2 separate regions of the Homo sapiens genome follow, and region 1 is linked to region 2. The links are chromatin contacts, found by Hi-C or POLR2A ChIA-PET in ENCODE. All regions are on one chromosome and are shown on one strand. The core of a region is the stretch at or near the end of the contact, and the rest is flanking DNA. Distances in the headings are between cores, read along the strand shown.

Region 1 (5,855 bases), core at 2,499-4,998, 400 kb after region 2:
AGGTGTGTGCAGATTGGCGTGGGTGGGAGTGAGTGGGAAGTGAGGATTCAGAGTGAGCAGAGAACATGTCTTCAAAGTCAGCCCGCACAGGCGACCAGGGTGCGGACGGCTGAGCAAGTTTCGTTGTTTTTAAAAAAGGAAAAGCACCTGTCAACCGGACAGCCACATCTTTGCATCCCACGTATGAAGTGCCCACCCTGGGCTGTTCTGTCTAGAGTCCCAGCCCAGGCCTCTCTTCTTCAAGCTGGTGCTGGCCTCTGCTCCCTGAATTCACAAAGAACCCCACAGCCAGCTCACAAGAGACAAGCAGGTCTCGGAGCCCCTGCTGGCTGCCCTGGGCAGCACAGGCCGGCAGCTCAGCCCCTACCCCAGCCCGGGCAGTGCCCAGGGCAGGGCGGGCAACCACAGGTGGGGAGAAGCTTCCCAGAACAGGATCACTGGGTGTCGTCCTGAGTTGTGCCCAAAGGCACCCATGTGCTTCCTGGGAGGTGCTGCAGCAGAGCCGGGACAACCGGACTACTCTCCCTGCCTGGCTTCCCTCTCCATGGTCCACCGGGCAGGGGTGGCCACAGCAGCAGTCACACCCCCACCCCGTCCATCACAGCACAGGCCCCGCTTGAGTCCTCACACCTGTCCACTCCTGGCCGGTCACCCCTCACAGCCCTCTGTCATGGTGCCTGGAGCAGCCTCTACCAGCCTGTCCCAGGTGGTGAGCCCTGAGGCCAGAGCCCCTCTCCCACTCTGAGCAGGCCAGGACCCCGAGGGGCTTTCGGGCTTCCCTTCACACAGTGCCCGCCAAGCCACTGCTGGCCATACCAGCTGACCTTCCCAAACCCTGCTCCCGGGCTGCTAGCTGGGGAATTCCTGGTGTCCCAGCGCGCAGGGACATTCTGCATGGGTTCCTGGCAGCTCGCCACTCTGGGCCGGCCCAGAGCCCACTCTCACATACCCACAGCCCCAGGCTCTGTGCCCAAAAAGTGGCGACAGGGATACACCCAAAAAGTGGGCAGTGAGCCCTCTCTGGACCCCCGCAGGTCAGGCTGACAGCCATAGGGGAGGGCCTCTGACACCCCCAGCAATCCACCAGTGGGTATCAGAGGCCCTCCTCTATGGCTGTCAGCCCACCAGTGCCACTTCAGTCCCCTCCCTCCGCACATCACACCCTTGCTAGGTAAACACTCATCCTCCCCAGCAGGGAGTGGGCAGGGGAGGGCAGAGGAGCCGGGAGGCAGGCTGGAGTGGGTGGGAGTTACAGGAGGCAGATTGGAAGCTCCAACAGAAAAGCAGCCAGAGTGCCGGACCCAAGCAGATGGCCTCAGGAGAAAAAGGGGGAAGGGGAGGGAGGGTCCGTCAAGGGGCAGCAGGGAGGGGTGGGGGAGAATGCCTTGAGTCTCCTCCCCATCTGCTATCTGCTATGCCCCTGGCACCTACCCCCAGCAGCCCAGCGCCCCTCCCCTGGGGTGGGCCATGCAGAGAAGAGCATCCCTCCACCAGCCCCTCTCCTGAGGACAGTGGGGGGGCCAAACCCCCTGCCCCCATCCCTGCCTTGGCACAGCACCTTCACTTGACCTATTTGACAAATAGGGCTTCTGTGAAACCCACGGTTCTATTGCCAAAAACCAAAGGCCAACCAAAGCTGTCCCATCCTGCCCCTGGCATCATTCTACAGGTGGGGACCGGCGTGCTCAGGGGCTCCTGGCCACACTGTGTCCCAGTGCCCACTCGCTCTCCTCCCTGGCTGGCCCCTCCCACCGCTGGGGGCCACTGTGTGCGTGGCTCTCCCCACCGCAGCCACTGTCCAGCACAAATGCCATTTCTCCCTCCTCCTCCTCCTCCCCTGCCTGCAGTTGCTAAGTTACACCAAAAAACCCCTCTGCTCTGTGTGAACTGTTCCATTTCCACGATTTGCCAGGTGGAAGGGAGCCATCCGGCTGGCAGCTCGAAGATGCCTCCCAGAGAAAAACAAACTCACTGGCTGGCCTTCAGGCCAAGGCACACCTGGGATACCTGCTTGGTTCACAAACCCAGGGGCATGTGCAGGAGGACACAGCTTCTCTACTTCACTAGAGAGCCTGGGGGATCCACACAGCTCATGCCCTTCTCAGGAGCAGGGAGTGTGGGCCTGCTGCACCCGCCTCGCTGGGTCACTACCACCCACAGCCCTAAGGACACACACTGGCTGGAGGGGCAGAGAACCCACCCACGTGTCCCTGGCCATCCAGCCAAGGTCCTCCATGTCCCCCTGCTCCGGATCTCCCCTTCCTGGGCTGGGGTCCTGAGGTTCCAAAGCAAAGTGTCACTGGACATCAGGGTGGAAATGTCCTCAGAGGTCATCAAAACCGTGTCAGTCTACAGATGGGGAAACTGAGTCTCAGAAGCCTGCAGCCTGCCCGTGGTTCACGAATCAAGACCTGTAGCCTTTCGGCTGGAGGCCCCCTAGAGCCGCTTAGAGTCCAGGGCACCGAGGTGGACAGGCTGGGCTGGCAAGACTGCATCCGGAGGGGGCGGGAGAACCCTGGGGGGACAGAGGGAACCAAGGCCTCTGGGAGGCTCCCCTGCACCCAGCCTGACTCCTGTGTTTCAGGATCCTGCGGCCGACGGCCATCGGGGCCCTTCCTGCGCAGGACAGTGGGAGAAGAGTGGCAGTGGTGGGGAGGGTGAACCAGGGAGAAGCTCACTGCTCTGAGCAGGGAGGGAGGGAGCCCCGGCCACCACCAGGTCTCTGCCCCCAGGTGGCTCCCAAGAGGCAGGCAGCGGCCTCTCTGTAAATATCCACCAGGTCCAGCACCCAGAGGCAGCCAGAAATGCAGGGCACAGGAACCTGCCAGCGCGTCCCTCCACACACAGCAGGGGACTCCCGCCCCCACCTCTCACTCACCGACCCTCGGACCAGAACCAGCTGCACCTGCCCCGTTCCTGGGGCCGGCAAGGCCTGGGGCAAAGAGAGCGTGGTCCTTCAAATGACCCTTGCCCAGCAGGGAGAGGGAGACACCTGGCATGGCCCTGGACCTCTCCCCCAAATGCAGAGCTCAAGCCCCAATTCCTCGCCAAACAGCAAGGGCGTGAGATACCACGGCGGGGCCCAGAATGCAGAAGAGCAAATGGAAACTTCCAACTGCGCAGCCCTGAGCTCCTCCGATTCCCCAGCCCCCACCCCCACGCCAGGCCCCGGGCAGCGAACCTGCCCGCAGTGCCCACGCCCGCCCGCCGCGTGCGCTCCTGCCACGCCCGGCCCGGCCCGGCCCGGCCCGCCAGGTGCCCTGAAGGGGCGGAGGGTGCAGGGGGTCCTGGCGCCGTCCAGCCCGGGGCGGAGTTCTCAGCAACTCCGCGCGCCGGGATCCCGGCCGCCCTCCCCGCGCGCGTCCCCCGCCCCGCGCCCGGAGCCCGCGCCCCGGCCCCACGACGGCCGCGCCGGGAGGGACCCCGGGCCCGCGCACGCCGCGCCCTGCCCGCGCCGGCGACCGGAGGGCACGGCCCCAGGCGCGGGCGGGGGCCCCGAGGCACTGAGGGTCCGCGGCCGCTGCCTACCTCGGTCCGGGCCAGCGTCGCTCCCGCGCCGCCCTCGCGCCGCAGTCGGGCCCCGAGCAGCGCGCGGCCGGCGCCGGCGGCGGCTCATGCTCGGCGCCCGGGCCCGCGGCACCCGCCCACCCGCGGCCGCCCCCGCGCTGCGCCAGCTGCGGGCAGAGCAGCTCCCTCCGCAGCCGGCGCCGGGGAGCGCGAGCGAGCGAGCGAACGAGCGAGCGCGGAGCGAGCGCCGAGCGGGCACGGAGCGGGCGCGAGAGCGCGGGGAGCGGGGGAGCGGGCGGGCGCGGGACGCGGAGGGAGGAGGGTGCGGGGCAAAGGTGCAGGGGGAGGTAGGGCGCGGGACGGGGCTCGAGCAGAGGGCACTGGGACAGGGCGGGCGCCGGGAGAGGGCGGCCAGGCTTTCATTTAAAAAGGATAAGGCATCACGCCTGTAATCCCAGCACTTTGGGAGGCCGAGACGGGCGGATCACGAGGTCAGGAGATCGAGACCATCCCGGCTAACACGGTGAAACCCCATCTCTACTAAAAATACAAAAAAAAAAATTAGCCGGGCGTGGTGGCGGGCGCCTGTAGTCCCAGCTACTCGGGAGGCTGAGGGAGGAGAATGGTGTAAACTCGGGAGGTGGAGCTTGCAGTGAGCCGAGATCGCGCCACTGCACTCCAGCCTGGGTAACAGAGTGAGACTCCGTCTCAAAAAAAAAAAAAAAAAAAAAAAAAAAAGGATCAGGCAGCAGACAAGCTAGGAGGCGATGCGGCCACCGCATTTAAAAGGCCCTCTGGGGACTCCCGCAGAGCTGGCAAAATTTTTGTCAGTGGAATCAGACGGTGAAAGCCCTTCTGTGGGCAAGTCCTGGCCCCTTGGGTCACTCCCCTTAACCATCTTAATCGCCCTGTAAGGTCGGTGGTGGATTTGTTCCCATTGGACAGGTTAGTAAACTGATGCACAGGGAGTGCGGTTACCCTGCAGGGTCTCAGAGCCTATAAGTGGCAGAGCAAGGCTCCAAAGCCACCTTGAAAGATTTCAGAACCACTAAAGCAGGACACAGGTCTTCTGGCGTCCACTGGAACTTCCTGTCGCTCTGAAGGGTCACCTTCTCTTGAACGGACACCCTGTGGCCTGACCCCAGGGTGGCCCAGAGTGACTCTTGCAGGCAGTCAGACGAGGGCCAGTGAGAAACAGGTCTGGGGCGACGATGTCCCCAGGTGGAGGGGTCTGTGTGAAAAAATGGGGAGGAGCCCCACAGCACCCCTTGAAGAGGCTGAGGACCTTGCTTACTCACTTAGTCCTTGTGTCTTGAACACCTGTATGCCAGGTGTAAGATGGGGCACTGGGATTCGGCTGTGAATGTCTCTGTCTGGTTGGAGTTTGCATTCTTGTGGGAAGTAGGCAGTGAATAAAAATACACATAAATAGTTCATGTGTCAGATGCTGCAGATCCCACAGAGAGGCCCAGCAGGGAGAGGGAGCCAGCGAAGGGAGGGGGAGGGGAGCTTGTAGGGTGGGGGATTCTTTTTTATTTTTTAAGGGGAGGTGTCACTGTGTGGCCCAGGCTGGAGTGCAGTGGCTATTCACAGGTGCAATCACTATGCTCTACAGCCTGGAACTTCCTGACTCTAGTGAGCCTCCTGCCTCAGCCTCCTGAGTAGCTAGAACTGTAGTTTCTCACCACCACCCTTCCCTGCTGGGTTGGGGATTTTATTTTGGGTGATCAGGGAAATCTTGGCTGAAAGGATCATATCTGAGCTAAGACCTAACTGAGGCAAGCTATGCTGAATCCGAGGAATGAACATTTTCAGCAAAGAGAACAGTACATGCAAAGGCCCTGAGGTGGAGGATGCCTTAGAAGGAGGCCAAGTGGAGATGAGTGAGTGTGGTAGAGAGGAGCCTGCAGGAGCTGCCAGGTGGACCATATCGCGAAGAGCCTGGCCAGCCATCAGCCCTCTGTGGCTTTGACTCAGAGGGAGGTGGAGGGTTTTGCACAAAGTAATATGATCTTACTATTTTTTACAAACAATATTTTATTATGTAAGATTTTAAACGCTTATAATAGTAACGGCTAAAAAGGTATATACAATAAACTCAATGGCCCAACTTCAACAATTATCAATACATGGCCAATTCTGTTTCATCTGTATGCCCACCTACCACTCCCCATATTATTTATTTGTTTACTCATTTTAAGTAAACTTTTATAGCTTTTTTTTTTTTTTGAGACAGGGTCTCATTCTGTCCCCCAGGCTAGAGTGCAGTGGCACAATCATAGCTCATTGTAGCCTCGAACTCCTGGGCTCAAGCAATCCTCCCGCCTCAGCCTCCCAAGGATAATTTT
Region 2 (5,308 bases), core at 1,948-4,447:
TAATTGGGGGCAATCCCAGGATGCAGGAGAGAGGGGATGGAGCCACAGCAGGTCTGGGGAAGGGAGAAAAGCCGGCCCCGAGACCAGGGCCCAAGGACCCATTCAGGCCAGCAGTGCCTTCTGTGCACTTCCGCAAGGTCACACGTTCTTCCAAAGTTGCCATCATGGAGAGGTAGGCTTCCACGTAGTCTTGACTCCACTCGATTTCAATCCTTGGGTGGCTTTTCCTGTGATCACACTCAGCCCTGATACAGCCATTGCTGGGGCCTCCCCTGGCTGGACGTTCCGCTTTTGGTCCACATTCTTTCCTCCTGCCCTGAGGCTGGCCATGGGCCTCCTGAAGGCTAGCTGGGAGGACCTCCCTTCCATGGCTGTGCTCTTGCTCTGCCCACGCTGTCGCCTCCATCTCTACCTCCCTTTCCATCCTCACCACCAGCGCTCGAGTCAGTGGGGAGCTTTTCACTCACCAAGCCCAGGCAGGTGCGTCACGTGAATTTCTCTTGAGCCTCCCACTAGAGGTAGTGGCACTGTTGTCACCCTATCTGCTGAGGATATGCTGGGGCTGGCAGGGGCTACCCAAGACCAAAGGTGTCGCTGTCTCCATCCTGTGCCCACCCAGCCCTGCCCCCTGGGATCCCTTCAAATCTTTTTTTTTTTTTTTTTTTTTGAGATGGAGTCCTGCTCTGTCTCCCAGCCTGGAGTGCAGTGGCGTGATCTCAGCTCACTGCAATCTCCGCCTCCCGGGTTCAAGCGATTCTCCTGCCTCAGCCTCACAAGTAGCTGGGACTACAGGCACCCACCACCACACCCGGCTAATTTTTTTTTTTTTTTTTTGTATTTTAGTAGAGACGGGGTTTCACTATGTTGGCCAGGCTGGTCTTGAACTCCTGACCTCATGATCCCCCTGCCACAGCCTCCCAAAGTGCTGGGATTACAGGCATGAGCCACCACACCTGGCCCCCTTCAAATCTTAACAGAGAAGCCACCAAAGTCTCCTTGGGTCCATCACATGGATGGACCTCCTGGGCCCTTCAGCCCCTGGGCTTCCCTTGAGGTCCTGGAGCTATGTGGGCTCCAGCTCTGGGAAGGTGGACCCCCACGTGTGTGTCCTGCCGTCACTGTCTCTAAGGAGTCTGGCTCACACTAAGTGAGCCATAAGGCCTTGTTCAAGGTCATCTGTCCCACTGATTTCAGACGCATGGTGGAGTCTGAAATCATCTGTCCCCCACAGTGCATTCAGAGCCCTGTCTGGACTAGGGCACACACACATGCATGCTCATATATGCATATGCACATACGCACACACATATGCATATGCACATACGCACACACATATGCATATGCACATACGCACACACATATGCATATGCACATACGCACACACATATGCATATGCACATATGCACACACATATGCATATGCACACACATGCAAGGCTGCAAGGCTCATGCACACACACACATGCACACACATGCACACACATGCACATGCACACACATGCACATGCATGCTCACATGTACAGGCACTCATGCACCTAGAGCCTTCTCATCCTTCACTTTGAGTCCCCCCTCCCCTTGCCCATCCTTGCCCATCCTTCAAGGGCTCAGTCAAAAGCCATCTTTTACAAATTGTCTCTGGTTGACTTTCTTTTTTTTCCCCTCTTAGAAGAAGCGATGCTGTCCTCAGTCATCGAGCATTCACTGGGCGCTTCATGTGTGCCAGGCCCCGACATGGGTCTTGGGCATGTTCCAGTTCTCATGTCCTCAGGGCTCCTTGGTGAGTCGAGGGTGAGGAGGACACGGAGGCACAGGAGGCCACGGGGCAGGTCTAGGTCCACTCAGCCTCCAGAGTTCAGCCCTCCCTGCTGAGTCGGGGTGAGCAGGACAGATGCCTGCTCCTGGAACTTGGTGGGTGAGGTGGACAGGCATGCAGGGAGGCGCCAGGCTCAGGGGCTGTGGAACAGAGAAAGGAAGCTTCCAGGACATCAAACAATTCCTGGAGTGCCAGGGCAAGAGGGGAATCTGGGTGGAGGAAAACGTGAACAGGGCAGAGGTTGGAGGTGGATGTGGCCCCCGAGCACGTTGGAGGCGACTGAGGTGCTTCTTGACTTTGGGCATCTTCGTTCATCCCTGCATTTGCACATTTGTTGAACACACCTACTGAGACACTTGTTTTCTTTCCATGGTCCATACATTAGGAACATAGAGTTAGCTTCCTGGGGAACTTTTTAAGAAGTATTCTTAGAGAAGAAACCAGGAGGCATCGTTGTGGGATGTTGGTCCAGGATCTTGGGTGTGTCCTTTGGTCTTTTGTGGGTCAGGTTAGCAGGAATTGTGTCCTGAGGTGTTGGGACTGCAAAGTACAGGTTCCCTCCTGCCCACACTGATGCCTTCAGGGAATGACCTGTCTGCTCTTCTAAGAAGAACACTTAACTCAGCCTTGGCTGACCTCAGCTACCTGTGCTTTCTTCAGCCAGGCTCTGTGTTTTGTGCTTTTACTCTCAAAACAACCCTATTATTATCCCTGTCCCACAGACGAGATGCTGAGCCCCTGAGAGGCTCAGTAGGTGCCTGAAGGTCTTCCAGCCAGGAGGTGGCAGAGCCAGGGCCGGCCTGGCCTGAGGACTCCGAAGCTCCCATGGGCACAGCTCCTTCATGCCAGCTCTGTGTTGGGATTTTCTGTGGTTGTCACAGCCATCTTCCTGGTCAGCTAAGTTACAGACAGGGTGAAACTAGGATGGCCGAGCTGGAACCAGAGCTCATTCCTGAGCAGGGCACCTGGGCCCTGCCTACGGTGCTGGGCAGGCTCCTGGTGTGGAGGTCAGGCTCAGATCCTGCAGTCCCTGTGGCCGTGGGGCTTTTCTAGGCACCCTCCTGACTGCTAACACCAGGAGGGCCTATGATATGGGACCGCTGCCCCATGACGTGTGCCAGGTTTCTGCACGTGACCACTGGGAAAGGCTGGCCCTGGGCTGGGTGGATCCGCACTGCCTGCTGGCCCCTGCACCCAGATGGTGCAGCCCACACCCCTCTGATGCCCACCCACGCCCGGCTCTGGGACTTCCCTCCTTCCGCTGTGTCTGACCCTGGTTGCCCTTGTTCTGCCACTGGCTTGTAGCAGCCCTTCCGGAAGCCATGTCCTCCAGGGAGATTTGATTATGTCCTGGTGGTGCGACCTCGCTAATGCAATCAGGAAGTTTTCTCAAGACTTCAGCTGCTTTGTTGGCAGCCAGGCCTGGCTCTCAGCAGCTCTGCAGGCTGGAAGGGCCCAAGAGACCCTTCACCCACCCGGTGTCTCCAGCAGCAGGGAGGGGTCCGGGGCACAGCCTATTGCTGCTCTGCTCTCCTCCCTTCTTGGGGTAAGCTCCTTTGCTCTGATTTTATTTGGAATCATCGAGAGCCTCTATCTGTCTAGAAAAAGCGCTTAGCAATGAGGAATCAGCACTGCAGAGAATACTCCAGAAAGCAGCCATTTTCCATCAAGATTAGGCTCTTAATTGAAAATTTTAAGAGGAGAGGAAATTAGGGGAGAATCCAGATATTCTCTCCATTATGGTAATCAGCTGTAATCAGAGCCTGAGAGCTGTACTCAATCCCGGGGGTTCTCCCAGGATTACCAGAGCTGCCACAGTCACCTTCACCGACCTGCACTGGAGTCAGTGGGAGGGGCTGGCGGGGTCAGGGGCACTCTGGCAAGTGGATCCAGGAGGGCTGGGCTGGATCCAGGGGGCTGAGTTCAGAGGGAACTCTGCTTAGCAAGTGTGAAACACAGGACTGGGCCTTCCAGGCAGAGGGAAGATTGAGAACTGCGGCTGAGCGAGTGCGTCCAGGGGCCCCAGTTTAGTTGAGGGTCTAAGTTTTCCCAGCAGGGCAAGGTTGAGGGTGAGGATGCTGCAGGCCAGTTTTCTATGGCCTCAGAGTGAGGACAAGAAGGGGGAGATGGGCCACAGGGATGAGGGTGCCTGCTCCCTGCAGCAGGGTGCACATCATGGCTGTGCAGAGGCAGCAGGCGGCAGGTATTAGGAAGAAGCCCTTCCCGTGTGTGTCCTAGGGGCTGGGCACAGGCTGGGCACAACCCTTTGCTCACGGTTGCAGAAGCCCATCCACATGGGGTCCTGCTGAACTGGCTTCGTGGGGCTGGGAAGGACTGGCCTGGCCTCTTTGCTCACTTCACCTTATGGGCAGTGTCCTGCAGGTTTCTGTGAGCAGAGCAGACAGAAAGGAGATGCCCAGTGACGCCAGCTGTCCCCCGCAGAGCTTCCTGGAGCCTGGGCTCTAGGCTGAGGGTCCTTGAACAGACGTCATCTCCCTGGCTTCAGCAGAATCACCCACAAACCCACCCTGTGCCCACCCTCCCATCACAGAGAGCAGCTGCTGGAGAACAAGGCATGAGACTTTGGAGACCTGGAGGAGCAGGAGACACAGGAGACAATGGCCAGGGTGGTCATGGTGGCACGGCTATGCCATCACTGATTTCTGCCCACCCGCCCCCTAAGTCTCACTTGCTGCTACTCTCAATTTCCTACTTAATGCTTCGGAGAGCACCAGTCCTGAGATGAGAGGCGGGATGTTCACTCTCTGGGAGTTGAGATGGAACCCAGGCAGTTAGAAAAAAGTGCCACAACCACGTGCCGGACCTACTACTTGCCAGGAGCTTCGTGAGTCATCCAATTCCTAAAACAATTGTGCTGCGTATGCTCCACCACGCCTGGGCGACTCGGGGAAATGGGGCTGCGGGAGGCTCAGTGACCTGCCCTGGGTGACACGGATAGCGTGGATGCCCTGTCCATGCATGGGGCTGTGCTAGGAGGACAGGACCATCCCCGGAAGCTGGTCCTGTGTCCACTGCTCACGGTGGCAGCTGCTTGGGCTGACAACCGCCCCTCCCTCCTGCTGGTGAGTCCTTGGATGTATTCAGGCACATGGCAGCAAGGTCTCCTGTGTCCCAGAGGCGACTAGGACCCACAAGTGAGCAGCAGGTGCCCCACTCCTTCATGCTAAGGCTCATCACGGGACGAAACCCAAGGTGGTATTGGAGCCAGGGGCTGTGGCCATGACAGCCACCCACTCCAGACGATATCCACATTCGGAATAGTTCAGAGTGGCCTGCCTTGATGACATCACGAACTTCTCCATGGAAATGTGTCACAGAACCAGAACTTAAGGGCATTTGGATGAGGTTGAGGTGAGATCAGGTCACAGAAGAACGTTCTCAAGTTAGGTGGGAAACAGCTGGAGACTCTGGGATGTCCTCAGGACCTTTATCTAAGCAAACACATGATAAGGTCTTTCCCAAGAAATAAGCGTG

What was found. A loop is a pair of places that touch in the nucleus more often than their neighbours do. ChIA-PET counts read pairs that join two places held with the same protein, here RNA polymerase II (POLR2A). Pooled maps may share reads with other maps.
Region 1: a map of PC-3 shows a loop between it and region 2 (6-fold over the local background). The contact joins the promoter of RASGEF1A here to the promoter of LINC02623 in region 2. A Hi-C loop is called at or near these places in 3 of 168 maps with a recorded cell type or tissue (PC-3, PC-9 and naive thymus-derived CD4-positive, alpha-beta T cell), 2 of 37 single-sample maps with no recorded cell type and 8 of 50 pooled maps. POLR2A ChIA-PET finds 5 or more read pairs at or near these places in 1 of 52 experiments (activated CD4-positive, alpha-beta T cell).

Annotation. Positions count from the first base shown.
Region 1 is chr10:43,263,317-43,269,171 of GRCh38, forward strand. RASGEF1A (RasGEF domain family member 1A) reads right to left here and starts at 3,749. Exons shown (of 13, transcript NM_145313.4): 1 at 3,529-3,749. RefSeq lists an enhancer at 2,379-3,254.
Region 2 is chr10:42,868,324-42,873,631 of GRCh38, forward strand. It overlaps LINC02623 (long intergenic non-protein coding RNA 2623), which reads left to right and starts at 3,198. Exons shown (of 2, transcript NR_134479.1): 1 at 3,198-3,359; 2 at 4,186-5,308. RefSeq lists enhancers at 2,542-3,043, 3,044-3,543.